Regions from separate parts of the Homo sapiens genome. Here region 2 is linked to region 1. Evidence: read pairs that join two places in POLR2A ChIA-PET (ENCODE). Cell type or tissue: OCI-LY7. All regions are shown on one strand. Links, peaks and the distances in the headings refer to the core of each region. The heading gives the core; the rest is flanking DNA. Region 1 overlaps IST1 (IST1 factor associated with ESCRT-III). Region 2 overlaps PHLPP2 (PH domain and leucine rich repeat protein phosphatase 2).

Region 1 (2,500 bases), core at 1-2,500:
ATTTTAAAAAGTCTTAGCTCTTCATCTAAAGATTAGCTAGCCTCTTTTGTGTGTTTTATGTTAAAATAAGATGTTTAAGGCATGCTTTATATCTTTTTCCCTCGGTTTAACAATTCTGATTAATCTGTTTCAATCTCACTGCAAGACAACTGTTTCTTACATACTGCCTAGAACGGTATGTCACCCACACACTGCCTAGCACAGTGTTTTGTACAAAGCTGTCGCTCATGTATTATGTTAATTAGTAGAAAATTTAATTAAAAACCACATGCTTTTAAAAAAATTCTACAAATTTACATAATCTAGTTTTGTTTTAGAATTAAGGAAAGAAAAGCAATTTGCTAAACTATTTTGTTAAGTACTGAGGATTTTTCAACTCCTATTCAACAGATCCCCATTTTACGAAGAAACTAATCATTAAAGACAATGACAGTAAACCACAAAAGTAGTAACTAAAGGATATATCCTAAATGATTACCAGTACATTAAATAAATCAGACTAAAAACGAATTTAAAGCAAAAGACTACGCAGGGCGCGGTGGCTCACACCTGTAATCCCAGCACTTTGGGAGGCCGAGGTGGGTGGATCACGAGGTCAGGAGATCGAGACCATTCTGGCTAACGCAGTGAAACCCCATCTCTACTAAAAACACAAAAAATTAGCTGGGTGTGGTGATGGGTGCCTGTAGTCCCAGCTATTTGGGAGGGTGAGGCAGGAGAATGGCGTGAACCCGGGAGGTGGAGCTTGCAGTGAGCCGAGATCGTGCTACTGCACTCCAGCCTGGGCGACAGAGCAAGATTCCGTCTCAAAAAAAAAGAAAAAAAACCAAAAGACTGACTTAATTACTATCTCAGAATTTGAACCTGTTTCCAAAGCTAAACATAACATAAACTTTGTTATCCTGTATGATTAGGAACATTAATTTTGGAAATAATAACCTAAAAGTTAATAAAATATTCTAGTCAACATTTACTATTCATATATACATTAACAAACATAAACAAATTTTTATACATATGTGATTATATACACATCACATACTAACATTGTCCAGTAAGTAATCTAAAATTCTTTTTGTGATTCAGACGTTACTCTAAAATCACTGTGCTTCAACATCTTTACTGTCATTCACTCACTCACCAAATATTTATTGAGTGCTATTCTATTAAGCACTGTGCTAAGCCACTGTCTACAACAGACATTCAAATGAGAGCTTCCCTAGCCTTCAAGGGGCTCACAATCAAATGGGTATAGCTGACATAAAAACAACTATAAGACAAGTAAGCAATTATAACATAAACTCTAAAAAATGGTTATGAACTAGTGACCACAATCCTAGTTCTCGGTATTCTGTTTATATACATATATACTTATCTTTATTAGTGTAACACCATTATTTTTATTAGTGTCACACATGGATCAGCAGCCCAATCCTTCACTTTACTCCAATTCTTAACACTGGCATAGCAAACCCATCTAGTTCCTCTTTTATCACTCAGCTCGCTGAGACTTCGCGAGCTAGTTAGCCTCCCCATCCTGAATAAGCAAAGTAAAACCATGGACTGAGTCCTTCCTCTTAGGATATCTGGAGGAGGAAAAGAATCAGAACTGCTGCCCAAAATAGTGAAGCTGCCCAGAAGTAGTGATCCTGAAAGCTCTATTCAAAGTAGTAGCAGCTAAAAGTAGCCAAAAAAAAAAAAAAAAAAAAAAAGACTTCCTAAGGGAGTAAACTCAGTGTTTGTAGCTCTAAAAGTACGAAGTGAGGAGGGGAGAGAGCAAGGTCAAGACTGGCTACAGACACTCCAATACGTACAAAAGCTTTTGGTTTTGACGTGTGTTATTTTATTTATTCTGATCTTTTTTTTTTTTTTTGAGACCGAGTTTCACTCTTGTTGCCCAGGCTGGAATGCAATGGTGCGATTTCAGCCTACTGCAACCTCCACCTCCCAGGTCCAAGCGATTCTCCTGCCTCAACCTCCCAGGTAGCTAGGATTACAGGTGTCTGCCATCACGCCCAGCTAATTTTTTTTTTTTTTTTTTTTGAGACAGAGTCTTGTTCTGTCGCCGAGGCTAGAGTGCAGTGGCGCAATCTTGGCTCACTACTACCTCTGCCTCAGCCTCCCGAGTAGCTGGGACTACAGGCACCCACCACCATACCCAGCTAATTTTTTATATTTTTAGTAGAGACAGGGTTTCACCGTGTTAGCCAGGATGGTCTCGATCTCCTGACCTTGTGATCCACCCGCCTCGGCCTCCCGAAGTGCTGGGATTACAGGCGTTAGCCACCATGCCCGGCTGTTCGCCCAGCTAATTTTTTCTATTTTTAGTAGAGACAGGGTTTCACCATGTTGGCTAGGCTGGTCTCAAACTCCTGACCTCAGGTGATCCACCCGCCTCGGCCTCCCAGAGTGCTGGGATTACAGGTATGAGCCACCACTCCCAGCCTGAGGTTTCTTTTGTTGTTGTTCTTATAAAAGAAGTAATTTGAACAAATTTTGG
Region 2 (16,122 bases), core at 5,896-8,395, 250 kb after region 1:
CTCCAACCTGGCAACGGAGCAAGACTCCATCTCAAAAAAAACAAAACAAAACAAAACAAACTTGTGTAGGTGGGATCTCGCTGTGTTGTCCAGGCTGGTCTTGAACTCCTGGCCTCAAGTGATCATCTCACCTTAGCCTGCCAAAATGCTGGGATTATAGGTGTGAACCACTGTGCCTGGTCAGCCTCCTTGAAAGAATTAAAACAATGACTTTTTACTTTTACATTTTTTTTTAATGACTTCTAAAATGAATGCAGAATCTTAATTTCAGGGTGTGGTAGCTCTCTTGAAATTTTATCAGATTAACCTAATTGACCTCAAATATGTTCATATAAAGTGAAAATAATAGACCACTGGAAGCTGTTGGATGGTACCAGGCATAATGCTGTAAAACCTAATTTGATGACACTTTTATTGTTGGAGGGGTCAAAAGCAGGTTGATATAAAACTTAAAACATATCAAAGAAAATGAAAATAAGAAGTTAGTAATAAAGACAAGAATTAGGCCTGGCACGGTGGCTCACGCCTGTAATCCCAGCACTTTGGGAAGCTGAGTTGGGTGGATCACGTGAGATCAGGAGTTTAAGACCAGCCTGGGCAACATGGTGAAACCCTGTCTCTACTAAAAATACAAAAATCAGCTGAGTGTGGTGTTGTGTGCCTGCCTGTAATCCCAGCTACTCAGGAGGCCAAGGCATGAGAATCGCTTCAACCTGGGAGGTGGAGGTTCCAGTGAACTGAGATTGCGCCATTGCACTGCAGCCTGGGCAACAGAGCGGGACCCTATCTCAAAAAAAAAAAAAAAAAGACAAAGACAAGAATTAACATCACAAAAAATAGAGTAATCTGAATATATATAATAAAACTGAATGGAATTCAGGAACAACATATTTTTAAAAATGTGTGTTCTGTACTAAATAATAAATCCACTATCAGTTCATTTCCTGAGCAGTGTTGTAATTGTATAGGCACAATAGAAATCTTGTTTGTTTCTTTTGAACTATTTTCAGAATCTAGCACAGTTCTGGGTACTCAGAAACTGATTGAGGAGGCTGCATTTCTATTTACAAGTCAGAAAAATCCAGGCAGGATAAGGGAAAAAAGCACGAGATTTGGACATGGGAACACTTTTAAAATATATTGTTAAATAAAATCATAAATACAATGTATAGGCCGGGCGCAGTGGCTCACGCCTGTAATCCCAGCACTTTGGGAGGCCGAGGTGGGCAGATCACGAGGTCAGGAGATCGAGACCATCCATCTCTACTAAAAATACAAAAAATTAGCCGGGCATGGTGGCGGGTGCCTGTAGTCCCAGCTACTTGGGAGGCTGAGACAGGAGAATGGTGTGAACCCAGGAGGCAGAGGTTGCAGCGAGCCAAGATTGCGCCACTGCACTCCAGCCTGGGCAACAGAGCAAGACTCCATCTCAAAAAAAAAAAAAAAAAAAAAATACAGTGTATATAATATAGTACCTTTTTTTTTTTTTTTTTTTTTTTTTTGAGACAAGGTCTTGTGTCACCCAGGCTGGTGTGCAGTGGTGCAGTAATAACTCACTGCAGCCTCAAACTCCTGGGCTCAAGCGACTGACCTGCCTTAGCCTCTGAAAGTACTGGGATTACAAGTGTGAGCCACCACACCTACCTGGCCTATAATACCATTTTTTAATTTGAAAAGTGTAGTTTCATGCCTTAAGAAAGACGAGAATACTATCTACTAAAATGTTATCAGAGATTATTTAATTTATTTTAATGAAGTAGCATTAAAAGATTTTTTTTCCTGTTTGTCTCTATTTTTCAGTTTTTTTCAGTGAGTATATATTATTTTTATCAGAAAAAATAATTGTAATTTACAAAGCTTAGTTATTTAAAAATATGAAATTTCTAGGAGTAGAAATTATTTATGATATGTTATATGAAAAAGGCAAGATATAAAATTTTTGTAAAACAAATATATGAAACATTTGATAGGAAATTCAGCAAAATGATAAAAGTGATTCTTTCAGATTGCTGGTATTGGTGATGTATTTCTTTATTTTTCACTTTCTCTCCATGTTAACAGCAGTTTATTATTTTTGTAATTTTTAAACCAATAAATCAAAATAAATTAGAACTATTTGTAATAACCTGAAGGTGTTAGTCTCACTTAAGTTATTTTGCTTACCATGTAGAAAGCTTTGCTCAGTCATGGAACAGTGTGAATCACTTGCCTCACAGCACAGTGCTGTGTGTATAATAAGAACTTGATAAATGTTTAGTGGAGATGAGTTAATGTCATGAATGGGTAAGTATAGAAATTTAAAACTGTAAAGAATCTTAGTGATGGGCCGGGTGCGGTGGCTCATGCCTATAATACCAGCACTTTGGGAGGCTGAGGTGGGCAGATCACCTGAGGTTGGGAGTTTGAGACCATCCTGGCCAACATGGAGAAACCCTGTCTCTACTAAAAATACACAATTAGCCGGGCGTGGTGGCGCATGCCTGTAATCCCAGCTACTCGGGAGGCTGAGGCAGGAGAATTGCTTGAATCCAGGAGGCAGAGATTGTGGTGAGCTGAAATCAGGCCATTGCACTCCAGCCTGGGCAACAAGAGTGAAACTCCATCTCAAAAAAAAAAAAAAAAAAAAATCTTTGTGATGATTTAGTACAACCTCATTTTTCATTTTTTACAGCTGAGGGTATTAAAGACTGCTGACATTGACTTACTTAGTATTTTGCCGCTAGTTAGTGGTAAAGCAAGCATCAAGACTAATCCCCCAACTTGAGGCCACTCCTTTTCTAGCCACTTTTTGTACATTAGGTAACAGGAAGATGTTCCTGCCCACAAGATCCAACAGCCCTTGAAACACACTGAGGCAGATCAGGCTTAGTTATAGCAGGAGTAGTTATCTTCTTGAGCCATTGCCTTTCCTGGTATTCCTGGTATCGGTTTCATTTCTCACCAGTCATCTGGCAGTGGACCGTGTCGGCCTTCTGTACTCTGTGGCTGCTGTAGAATAGCACTTCCTTGGCAGCTGCTCAGTCTTGGTGCATTATAGTATTCTGTTGTTTCTTTTTCAGCAAACTAAATAAATTGGAGCAATTGGAGGAACTGAACCTAAGTGGCAACAAGCTTAAAACCATTCCCACAACCATAGCAAACTGTAAAAGGCTGCACACCCTTGTTGCACACTCCAACAACATCAGCATTTTCCCAGAAATACTGCAGTTGCCTCAGATCCAGGTACTTCTGTGTGCTGGAATGATGTCCTTATTGGGGGAAATGGCAGGAGAGTGAATGACATTATTTTCCTTTTATAAAGAAGAAGAAAGGAGTGTGAATGAGATTATTCTTATAAGGAAAAATATTATTGTCTTCTTATGTGCTCCAGTTTGGGACCAGAATTTATGTAATGGATTCCTGGGAAGAAATTAAGTTCCTCTTTGGGGATATAGTAAGAGATTGGACACTTGGGAGTAAAGAACTAAGTCTCTGTGATGTATTTTCTTTTGATTTCTCAATTTTTTCTTAGTTTGTAGACCTAAGTTGCAACGACTTGACAGAAATCCTGATTCCAGAGGCTTTGCCTGCTACATTACAAGACCTTGACCTGACTGGAAATACAAATCTGGTTCTGGAACACAAGACACTGGACATATTTAGGTAGGAAAAAATTTGAAATGGAATCTCTATGTGCTCTTAGCCCACCAGCCATGTGTAGGTCTTCCTTAGTACTGTGGAGATCTTGATTAATTAAAAGAACAGAATGAAGTTAGGCTATAAAGCCCCTAGGTTCTCTTCTTTGATTAAGTTATGAATAGATGTTCTATCCAGTAGTCAACCTGTTTATATTAGGACTACTCCATGGCTACTACCCCCCAACATACTGAATATTTTCACAACAGGCATAGATGTTTTAGGTGGCACAGATTATATAATATCTAAGAGACAATACAAGTTCATCCATTGTACCAAGACTTCATTGTATCAAAATACTTAACATAAATAGATGGTTGGCTAAAACATAGAAATCTTTGTTGTGCTTAGTTTTTTATTGAAACTCCTACCCCTTTGATCCTCCTACCCCTTTCCTTTCTCTCCCCTCCTTCTTTGCCAGTAGTTCAGCATACTACTTTCATCAGTCTCTCTGGAAATGAATCTTAGTCAGTCCATAGATTATTTTATTAAAAGATAATATTATTGGCCGTGTGCGGTGGCTCACGCCTGTAATCCCAGCACTTTGGGAGGCCAAGGTGGGTGGATCACGAGGTCAGGAGATCGAGACCATCCTGGCTAGCATGGTGAAACCCCGTCTCTACTAAAAATACAAAAAATTAGCCGGGCGAGGTGGCGGGCGCCTGTAGTCCCAGCTACTCAGGAGGCTGAGGCAGGAGAATGGCGTGAACCCGGGAGGCGGAGCTTGTAATGAGCAGAGATCACGCCACTGCACTCCAGCCTGGGCGACACAGCGAGACTCCTTCTCAAAAAAGAGAAAAAAAAAAAGATAATATTATTGTTGGCCGGGCGTGGTGGCTCACGCCTGTAATTCCAGCACTTTGAGGGGCCAAGGTGGGTGGATCACCTGAGGTCAGGAGTTTGAGACCAGCCTGGTCAACATGACAAAACTCCATCCCTATTAAAAATACAAAAATTAGCCGGGAGCGGTGGCTCACACCTGTAATCCCAGCACTTTGGGAGGCCGAGGCGGGCGGATCACTTGAGGTCAGGAGTTCGAGACCAGCCTGGCCAACATGGTGAAACCCCGTCTCTACTAAAAATACAGAAATTAGCTGGTTGTTACGGCAGGTGCCTGTAATCCCAGCTACTTGGGAGGTTGAGGCAGGAGAATCGTTTGAACTCAGGAAGCGAAGGTTGCAGTGAGCCGAGATTGCGCCACTGCACTCCAGCCTGGGCAACAGAGGGAGATCGTCTCAAAAAAATAAATAAATAAAATAGAATAAAATAAAGAAATACAAAAATTAGCCGGGCATGGTGGCATACACCTGTAATCTCAGCTGCTTAGGAGGCTGAGGCAGGAGAATTGCTTGAACCGGGAGGCAGCAGTTGCAGTGAGCTGAGGTCACACCACTGCACTCCAGCCTGGGTGACAAGAGGGAGACTCCATCTCAAAAAAAAAAAAAGAATACTATTGTTGGGATAGTTTTTGTAAAATACAGAAGAATATATGGTTTAATCTTCCTTCACCTCCCACAGCCATATCACAACCCTGAAAATTGATCAGAAACCTTTGCCAACCACAGATTCTACAGTTACGTCAACCTTCTGGAGCCATGGACTGGCTGAGATGGCAGGGCAGAGAAATAAGTGAGTATATTGGCCATGGAGACTGAGAAAGAAAAAAGGCAGCCCCTGGCATCTGAGAACTGGCCTGATGCTCATAATAGCTAGGCCATGTTGTTCTGTTGTACACAGACAAATCATAGAACATCAGCGTCAGATAAGATCCCTTTGGGATCATGATAACGTTTTAAGACAAAAACAATACTAATGTGTAGTCAACAGAATACCAAACACCCCCTTTCATGGCTAAGATGGGTAGATGCTACTTTCTTTACCAGTTACAGCTTTATCCTTCTGCTAATTTTCCTTCCCTATAGATAAGTTTTATACCCAGCAATAGAATGGCCTCACTTTCTGATGACACCCAGTCTAGTATGATCCTCTTCCTTAGACCCTCCCCAAAGTGACCAAACCAAAGTCCAAACCCTATACTGGGTTCTTTTCAGCAAGACTTACCTGTATACCCCGGGGTTCCATGGGGTGCACTCTCATTTGCTATAAGGGGTAATAAACTCAACTTTTTCAACCATAGGTGTGCTCTGGTGGTCTTTGACTGATAGGCCTTGACAAAGCTAATCCTTAGTCACTACTAAGAGAAAGTGCTTTATCTTACCAGCCTTTGGCAGCATTGCAAAGCTAATATGTACTGCCCATGAATGCGACTGTTTCCCCTTTCCTTAGGACATTAGCTCTTTCAGATGTTGCTTAATTATCATGTCTAGGGACTTTTCTTACGTGTAGATTACGATTTGCTAGTAGTCTTTGCCACCTTTAATTAATACTTACTTTTTAAAAGAATGCTCCTGGCCAGGCGCGGTGGCTCACACCTGTAATCCCAGGACTTTGGGAGGCCAAGGTGGGCGGATCATGAGGTCAGGAGATCAAGACCATCCTGGCTAACATCTCTACTAAAAATACAAAAAAATTAGCCCAGCGTGGTGGCAGGCACCTGTAGTCCCAGCTTCTCGGGAGGCTGAGGCAGGAGAATGGCGTGAACCTGGGAGGTGGAGCTTGCAGTGAGGCAAGATCATGCCACTGCACTCCAGCCTGGGTGACAGTGCAAGACTCCCTCTCAAAAAAAAAAAAAAAAAGAATGCTCCCTGGAGAATAATATTTTACCAGTAACTTTTCTGTTTTCTGTTTTCATGTTTCTATTATAGGCTGTGTGTCTCAGCACTTGCTATGGATAGCTTTGCAGAGGGGGTGGGAGCTGTGTATGGCATGTTTGATGGAGACCGAAATGAGGAGCTCCCGCGCCTGCTGCAGTGTACGATGGCAGATGTGCTTTTAGAAGAGGTACAGCAGTCAACTAATGACACAGTTTTCATGGCTAACACCTTCTTGGTATCTCACAGGTAAGCAGGTGGGTTGAAAAATCCCTAACTCAGTTCTACTTTTGGAAAATATATTTTTCTAAACCAGAAGGTCAGGGTCTAAATTATGGATACAGGATCAAGGAGAGAACTCACGTTGTTGTCTTCTATGATCATTCTCTATATGAGCATGGAGTGCGGGGACTTCGGCTCTTTCAAAAGCCTGTGGGGGTCATCTGTTTTCTCTGTTGAATCCAAAGGCTGCTGAGGATCTGGGAAGCCCAGAATTTATGTGCAAAATGTTGTGTGTGTATATATATGTGGTTGTACATTTTGAGGAGGAAGGTGGTCAGCTTTCATAAGATTGTCCAAGCAGTCAGTGACCTACAAAACAGTTAACCAAATACTTATCAGATTGATAACGTTTAGAATGCCTCTTTCTGGGGTTTTACCAAACTAATCTTCTAAGTAAAGTATAAGCCACTTAAGGGCAAAAACCATATACAGATGCTCCTCAACTTAGAATAGGGTTACACCCTGATAAGGATGTAAGCCTGACATCATAAGTTGAAAATGTGGTAAGTAGAAACTACATTTAATACACCTAACCTAACGAACATCATGGCTTCACCTAGCCTACGTTAAGTGTGCTCAGAACGCTTACCCCATTAGCTTATAGTTGGGCAAAATCATGTGGTGACACAGGGCACTGTATTGGTTGTTTACCCTTGTGATCAAGTGGCTGGCTGGGAGCTATGGGTCGCTACCTCTGCCCAGCATCATGAGAGAACATCGTACCACATGTCACTAGCCCAGGAAAAGATCAAAATACAAAGTACAGTTTCTACTAAATGCATACAGTATTGCTTTTGCACCATCGTGAAGTCAAAAAATCTTAAGTTGAACCATCATAAGTTGAGGACATCTGTATAACCTAACTGTAATGGAGCATTTGCATGTCAGGTGGACCGATAAAGGATAGGAACAACTGAGAGGTTGTTTGTCAACTTGTATAATCCAGGTTGAAATGGAACAGCTTGGAGCTTGAACTAGTTTTTTTTTTTTTTTTTTTTTTTTCTTTTTTGAGACGGAGTCTTCTTGCTCTGTCCCCCAGGCTGGAGTGCAGTAGTGCAATCTCGGCTCACTGCAAGCTCCGTCTCCCGGGTTCACGCCATTCTCCTGCCTCAGCCTCCCGAGTAGCTGGGACTACAGGTGCCCGCCACCTCACCCGGCTAATTTTTTGTATTTTTAGTAGAGATGGGTTTTCACCGTGTTAGCCAGGATGGTCTCGATCTCCTGACCTCGTGATCTGCCCACCTCGGCCTCCCAAAGTGCTGGGATTACAGGCGTGAGCCACTGCACCAGGCTAATTTTTTGTATTTTTAGTAGGGATGGGGTTTCACCGTGTTAGCCAGGATGGGCTTGAATTAGTTTTATCTGTCATAACACAAAGCAAAGTGTTAGGAAGAAGTCAGTTTTTCAGTAGTATAATTGAGCTAGAGACTTTGCAAAAATAAAGGGTTTAGGAAAGGGAACTCCATTTATGAAGCAACTCAAGCCAGGAATTGTAGCAAGTATTTTCCATGCTATATATTTTATCAGAGAAATTTCCTGGAGAAATGGCTTGCTGAGTGTCTGTAGCCAGAAAATGGCAGAGCTGAGATTTGAAACTAGGTCTTTCTGCTAGTGTCTGTTCCTCGTTAACATTGTTTCCAAGTACAGACGCGTGGATGCCCTGCATATGGGGGAAATGCAAGAATCATGGTCCTTCCCTCGAGGAACTTAGAACCTAAGTGAGTGGTTCTCAAAGTGTTGTTCTAGGAACAGCAGCCTCTCAGCCTCACCAGAAATTGCTTAAAGTATAGTTTATTGGGCCAGCCTCTTACCCACTGATTCAGAAACTCTGGGCCTAGGGCCCAGCAGTCCCTGTTCTGACAAGCCCTCAGGGGATTCTGATGTGTTAAAGTTTGAGAGCCCCTGAATTAGGAAGTCTTTGATCAGACACAAAAGCTATGGAGAAAGATGCAAAAGGGAGATTATCTCCCTTTTGTAAAACCTTTTCCTCAGCGAGAGTGGAAGGCAGAACTGTCTCCACCACCATCAGCCACAGCAAGTCTGCATTTAGGTGGATAAGGGTAAGGCTGGTTCACGATCACATGGTAAAAAAAAAAAAAAAAAAAAAGAAGGGATGTACGTGCAGGACCACCACTTTCTTCTAAAACTAGCCACCACGTCTTCTTTTCCTTTTCTTTCTGAACAGGAAATTAGGAATGGCTGGCCAGAAGTTGGGCTCCTCCGCTCTCCTGTGCTACATCCGCCCTGACACTGCCGATCCAGCAAGTAGCTTTAGCTTGACTGTAGCCAATGTTGGCACGTGCCAAGCAGTCCTGTGCCGAGGTGGGAAGCCAGTGCCCCTCTCTAAAGTCTTCAGCCTGGAGCAGGACCCAGAGGAGGCTCAAAGGGTGAAGGACCAAAAAGCCATCATCACAGAGGTGTGTTCCGCTCCCCGCCAGTCACTTCTGCTCCCCAAATCAGTGGAGGCTGCTTTGTGTAGAGGTGATGAAGGCCCATTTTCTTCCTATCATGCCCTGTAAATTGTATCCAATCCAGATAAAAGTTCAATGCAGATGGTTTCAGCAACAGTACTGGAGGAAAATCTGATCAGTTAGTGACTAGCACAAAGAAAAAGCAAAGTGAATTAGAAATACAAAATCCTAATTTGTGATCCTGTATATTGATAGCTGGGTTGTAAGATGGATGTTAAATATCTGCCTTAGCTAATTTCCAGCTCATCTGGTTTGTTATTCCAAATAGAAGAAAGAGTTCTCTAGTTTGACATCCCCATTCTGAAATGCAAAGTTTCAAAATGTTTTGTGTTTATACTCTATGTGGTGTAGTATGCTCTGGTGTTCTCTTTTGATAATGAAACATCAGTATTTCTACTGTTTTATAGCTTTTCTCCTTTTTTAGAAATTAACATTTTTGCTTTCAGAAGAACTTTAGCAATTACTTGTGAACATTGTTTATCACAAAGTGGAATTCCGTGATGAATTCCGTTCAGATCTTTTGAGAACTGTAAATTGGATTGTTTGTTTCTGTATTGTTGAGTTTTAAGAGTCTTTGTATATTTTGGAAACAAGTTCTTTATCAGATACCTGTTTTGCAAATATTTTCTCCCAGTCTGGGGCTTGTCTTTCCATTCTTTTAACAGTGTTTTTTTGCAGAGCTTTTAGTTTTAATGAAGGCCCACCTGTCAGTTTTTATCTCATGGATCGTGCTTTTGGTATTGTATCTAAAACTCATCGCCAAACCCAAGGTCACCTAGATTTTCTTCTGTGTTATCTTCTAGAAGTTTAGTTTTGTGTTTTACATTTTGGTCCATGGTCTGTTTTGAGTTAATATTTGTGAAAAGTGTAAGCTCTGTATCTATATTCATGTTTTGCATGTAGGTGTCCTCTTGTTCCAGGACCATTTGTTGAAAAGACTATCCTTTGTATGGTCTTTGCTCTTTGATTTTCAGAGATCAGTTGACTGTATTTGTGTGGGTCCATTTCTGGGCTGTTTTGTCAGAATTCTATATTAGAGTTCATCTAAGGAAACAAAATCAAAAACCATCATTTTTATGTGATTGATACTATTAGAATTCTGGAAGTATGAGGCATTAGTTTTGGGAAGCTCTTTCAGTCAAAACAAATGAAAGATAAAAGATAGTGTTTTAAATTTTTAGTTATTTTATTTTTATTTTTTTTAGAGACAAGGTCTTGCTGTGTTATCCAGTTTGGACTTGAACTCCTGGATTAAGTGATCCTCCTGCTTTAGCCTCCTGAGTAGCTGGGACTATAGGCACATGCCACTGCGCCTGGCTTCAGATAACTTTTTGTTTGACTAGTCTTTTTATAGAATTTGGATAATGTTTAGATTTTTCTTTTCTTTTTTTTTTTTTGAGGCAGAATTTCGTTCTTATTGCCTAGGCTGGAGTGCAATGGCGTGATCTTGGCTCACCACAATCTCCACCTCCCAGGTTCAAGCGATTCTCCTGCCTCAGCCTCCCGAGTAGCTGGGACTATAGGCATGCGCCACTATACCTGGCTAATTTTGTGTTTTTAGTAGAGATGGGGTTTTTCCATGTTGGTCAGGCTGGTATCCAACTCCCATCTCAGGTGATCCGTCCACCTCGGCCTCCCAAAGTGCTAGGATTACAGGCGTGAGCCACCGTCCCTGGCCAATGTTTAGATTTTTCTTAGGGGATTGTAGACAAGTAGGAAGTATTTTTATAAATGTTATTTTAGCCACAAGCATTTATTGTTTGTCCATTATTTGCCAAACACCATACCTTTATTATTTTCCTTAATCTTAACAGTAACTCCCATGAATTGTTGGGCCCTAGCCCCAGAGTTTCTAATTCAGTGGGTAGTTGTTAAACTCCCATTTTCATTTTACAGATGAAGAAAGTACAGTTTAGAGTTTATGACAAATTCTGGCGAATAAGCTCAGGTCTTCTCCCAGAGGGTGATTGCAACTGTGATATTAATTTATTGATGACTTTAGAGTTTTGTTTTGTATTTTTTTCGTTTCTTGAAATCAGTACAACAAAGTGTCTGGCTTGTGAGCATTCCCAACCTGCAAGCAGGGTTACTCTGTTTCCTCTAAGTTTTGAATTACAGGGATTTTGATTTGATCGCTATTTATTCTTGATACAGTCCCCAGAGCATAGGTAAATTATGCTGCACATCTCAGACTCCCCTTTTTTAGGCTGAATAACCTTAGAGATTATTTGATGCCTTAACTGCCAAGATTGTCTTTGCCATTGGTATCTTTTCAGTCCCAGCTGACATCCCTTTAAGTGAGAAATCACTTTTAGTGACCTTTCTGTTTCATCCTCTCTGAGAGTACTAGTGATAGAGAATTAATGATAGTTCTGCTTACTGTTTTTCTGTCATGTTTCTCTATTTATAGACATACTGAGGCCTGTTCTTCATGTTAAAGCAAACATCTTTTGGGATGGTGGTGCCTTTTAGTCACTTATTTTTACTTGGCTCTATAGTAACCATATAATATTTTGTCTTTTAGGACTTCTCTACATTTATTTGTGTGCATCCATTTAAAATTATACTAATCCATAGGAAAAATCATATATAAATTGTTTTATTATAGTTCCCTAAGCACTGTGATCTAGAAAGATAAGTTGGCTCTCATCGTTGCTTGTTTCTCAGAATTTGTGTCCTGCTCTTCTGTAGGACAACAAAGTGAATGGGGTAACCTGCTGTACCCGGATGCTGGGCTGTACATACCTCTACCCTTGGATCCTCCCCAAGCCCCACATATCTTCCACTCCGCTGACCATTCAAGATGAGTTGCTGATTCTGGGAAACAAAGCATTGTGGGAACACTTGTCCTACACAGAAGCTGTCAATGCTGTACGTCACGTACAAGACCCATTAGCAGCTGCTAAGAAGCTGTGCACATTAGCGCAGAGCTATGGCTGTCAGGACAATGTAGGGGCGATGGTAGTTTATTTGAATATTGGTGAGGAAGGCTGCACTTGTGAAATGAATGGGCTCACCCTCCCAGGTCCTGTGGGATTTGCTTCAACCACCACTATCAAGGATGCCCCTAAGCCAGCCACTCCATCCTCTAGCAGTGGGATTGCCTCTGAGTTCAGCAGTGAGATGTCCACCTCAGAGGTGAGCAGTGAAGTGGGGTCCACTGCTTCTGATGAGCATAATGCTGGGGGCCTGGACACTGCCTTGCTTCCGAGGCCAGAGCGGCGCTGCAGCCTCCACCCAACACCCACCTCTGGGCTGTTTCAGCGCCAGCCTTCTTCTGCTACCTTCTCCAGTAACCAGTCTGACAACGGCCTGGACAGTGATGATGACCAGCCCGTTGAGGGGGTCATAACCAATGGCAGCAAGGTAGAGGTGGAAGTAGACATCCACTGCTGCAGGGGGAGGGATCTGGAGAACTCACCCCCTCTCATAGAGAGTTCTCCTACCCTGTGTTCTGAGGAACATGCTAGAGGGTCGTGTTTTGGGATCCGAAGACAGAACAGTGTGAATAGTGGCATGCTCCTGCCAATGAGCAAGGACAGGATGGAGTTACAGAAGTCTCCCTCCACCTCCTGCCTCTATGGGAAGAAACTCTCCAATGGCTCTATTGTGCCCCTAGAGGACAGCCTGAACCTCATTGAAGTGGCCACAGAAGTGCCCAAGAGGAAAACTGGCTATTTTGCTGCCCCCACTCAGATGGAACCAGAGGACCAGTTTGTTGTGCCTCATGACCTGGAAGAAGAAGTGAAGGAACAAATGAAACAGCACCAGGACAGCCGGCTCGAGCCTGAGCCCCATGAAGAGGATCGGACCGAGCCCCCGGAGGAGTTCGACACAGCACTATGACTGCCCCACTGGGCACAGTGTGGGAGGAGGCTGTGCAGGGTTGGGGTAGGGACTTGCTAGAGGCATTCTGCCTCTACATTTCTTTTTGTTTGTTCGTTTTTTTTTTGTTTGTTTGTTTTGAGACGGAGTCTTGCTCAGTCGCTCAGGCTGGAGTGCAATGGTGGGGTCTCGGGTCACTGCAGCCTCTGTCCCTGGGTTCAAGCCATTCTCCTGTCTCAGCCTCCCGAGTAGCTGGGATTACAGGCACCTGCCATTATGCCCGGCTAAGTTTTATTTTTTTTTTTTAGAGACGGGGTTTCACCATGTTGGCCAGGCTGGTGTTGAACTCTTGACCTCAGGTGATCCACCCTCCTCTGCCTCCCAAAGTGCTGTGATTACAGGCCTCAGCCACCATGCCCAGCCCTGCGTCTACATTTCTAAACCATAGCTGTGTGGGGTTGAACTCGGAGCCAAAAAGTGTGAGAGCCATCAGGGGCTGGCTCTGGATAAACTGGTAGCCACTATCAGTGTTAAGTTTCACATTTAACCTGCATTGGAATTCCCAGGGGTACTGGGAAGAAAGCAGCTGTTCTGTATCAGTCCTACCACCTGCCATTAACCCTTTCTCTCCTAGGATCATTTTGAGAATTTGCCTGCCTGGGCAGGAAAGGGACTATTTCTGTGGAGGAAAAAAGTGAAGATTGATTCTCTTTACTAGTTGCTGCTGATGGATCTCTGTGACAGAGAAATCACCTTATCTCAGACTAATGGGGTGTGATGTGACTAGTCACATGGCTTTTCATTCTTCTCTACGAGAATACAGCCTATCAAAATGATGTCTGTTGGAAATGTAGAACCAATCAAACAGATAATTTATGTATGTAATGTAATGAGAGCACTTTTCATTGACTGTGAACTTTTTATTTTTGAATCTGCACTCGAGCCAATCTTCTTAGAGGCAGCCCGGCACCTTCATCCATAGGCAGAGAGAGAACTGGGTGTTGGAGACTTATTCGAGGGTATAGGAAGGGCCCTGTGAAGTTGATTTAACTTTTGGATGTCAGACTGTGAAAGCTCCTGAGAAACTTGGGGTAATAGGATCTTCTTTTGGGGATGAAAATGGGGAAGGCGTGAGGACCTAGACTACTTCTCCCTAGATCAGAAAAAGAGAATTACCCCTTGACAAATATGATACCTGCTAGGTATTTCCCAGGGAAATTTAGGGATTGGCGTCTTTCCCTAGCATGTGGAGGAATTGGCAGACAGCTTCCTAAGGGCGGGGAGCGGGGGCCCAAGGCTGACACTGCTTGCATCCACGTGACCTTAAGTTATGGCAGATGACTCTGAAACGGACTGAGGCCAATGAGAACAGATGGATGGAGCACTCAGGTTAGACTTGTTCCTTCTCCTATGCTGGAGGAGAGGGATGGTTCTCTAGAATGTTGGAGGTGAGTTGAGAGCTCGCCTCTTGAATGTTGAACAGTGTACTCTTCTGAAAACTGCATATTCACTTTATGTGGTTTCAGAATACTGGGCTCAATACTAACATAAGAAAGACACTTCATTGAGAAATTCTTAAGCTTACAGAAAACCTATACTCTTTGCACATTCCACATAACCCTAGCAAAATGCAGTTTCTTCATACTTCTGTCACTTTTTCCATTGGAAGATTTGCTTAGGAAAATTAATTCCTATTTATTCCCACAAAATGTTGGCATTGCTTGATTTTACCCAATGGGGAATGTGCTTTGAATTTTTGGAACACTTTTACAATTAAAAATAAAGTAGGGCCATTTTTAATTTGTTTCATCAGAAACTATGTTAAAGAGAGGGTTAAATATAAATATATTTTCGTGTGTATTTTTGGGAAGATTTTTGTTCAAAGCAATAGTCAAAATCAGATGACCTGTCCATAATAATTATGTGTCTTCATCTTCTCAGAGGCCCCATGCTCATATGCACGTGTCATTGGGATACACTCTTGGGGGATTTGGTACACTCTAATGGATGTCTAATGTTCAACCCCTCGAGAATCTGAACTTGAGTCCCCAGATTGTCAAACTACTGGTCAGCTATTGAGAATTTTAGAACTCAGGTCTTTGATTTGAAGTAGGGAACATAGTGGCTCACACAGAGTTTAGGTGCTGTTAGAAAGATGGGAACAAGAGTGTTTTGCCACCTTATTTTTATATGGGAAATTTTTTTTAATGAAGAAAAAATGAAAATGAAATAACAGGATGATAGTGATGAGTGATGTAAAACATCTTACTTAGATGGCAGAACCTTCGGGTTGTAGAATAGTGATGTCTAAAAATTAAAGTTATTTTGGGAATACACCACTTTAATAGTATAGTCTTATAAAAATTATTCATTATGGTGAACCCTTCTTGTCTGCTATTCGTTTCCCAACCTACTTATTGGAACCACCTCAAAACCCAGTTCTGAAATGACCTTACCAAAAGTAAATGTATTTATTTTTTAGTCAGCAGAACTCTGTAATTCCAAATGTTGTTCTGTGTGGTAGAATTTTTTTTCAGGAACCATTAGGTTGTATTGAAAATCTTTGTTATAGGCGATACCAAAACTGATTATTCTTTTTTGCAGTCTGCTTTAATTCATGTCCTTCTGCAGTTGCTCTGTATTAAAACAGGGTAAAAAGGCCATAGCCCATTATGAAAAATATAATACAAAACTCTTTGACCTATGAGGTAACTTACAGACATTGTGTTTTCTAAACAGGCTGTCAGTGAAAGCCCGTATCTGTCTCCAGGTGAATGTAATTTACTTCCGAGTACTTTACCCAGAGGATGTGTTCCCCAGGTGGGCAGAGTACAGTTGATCTCTAGCACAGACAGAGATTCTGGCCTCTGCATATTCTCAGGTCTCTGTGTGTACCTCCCATTGAGTAGAGAAGCTTAAGATAATTTCTGAGAGAAGAACACTGCTGATTGTGGGAGCAGTTTAGGAGTCCATGGAAGAAAGAAAAATACATGTGTCTTGGCAGCCATGGTGTATTTTTGTCCAAATGGATTGGAAGGATATTTGAATATTTGAATGTTGGTATGACATAAAGCTGCAGTGCACTATAGAGTCAAGTCATTGAATTACCACTCCTGATACAGGGCTTTATTGTACTACTGTGAAGTGTATGTGTGCAA

Evidence for each region. ChIA-PET counts read pairs that join two places held together with the same protein. Peaks named below come from ENCODE experiments on the same cell type or tissue, not always from the same donor. Only the 100,000 strongest peaks of a DNase experiment are listed, where the experiment ranks them.
Region 2: POLR2A ChIA-PET joins it to region 1 with 8 read pairs; 4 of 35 experiments call an interaction of 5 or more read pairs at or near these places.

What each region holds. Positions count from the first base shown.
Region 1 is chr16:71,899,540-71,902,039 of GRCh38, reverse strand. All of the region lies in intron 1 of IST1 (IST1 factor associated with ESCRT-III), which reads right to left. Among named protein-coding and RNA genes, the nearest start is that of IST1, 5.3 kb to the right of the region's middle. In OCI-LY7, for the core only: no CTCF peak of the experiment used is centred there; a DNase peak (open chromatin) is centred at 1,509.
Region 2 is chr16:71,645,753-71,661,874 of GRCh38, reverse strand. It overlaps PHLPP2 (PH domain and leucine rich repeat protein phosphatase 2), which reads left to right. Exons shown (of 19, transcript NM_015020.3): 14 at 3,060-3,222; 15 at 3,512-3,642; 16 at 5,194-5,304; 17 at 6,441-6,635; 18 at 8,854-9,085; 19 at 11,831-16,122. The coding sequence ends at 12,985. Among named protein-coding and RNA genes, the nearest start is that of MARVELD3, 28 kb to the right of the region's middle. In OCI-LY7, for the core only: no CTCF peak of the experiment used is centred there; no DNase peak of the experiment used is centred there.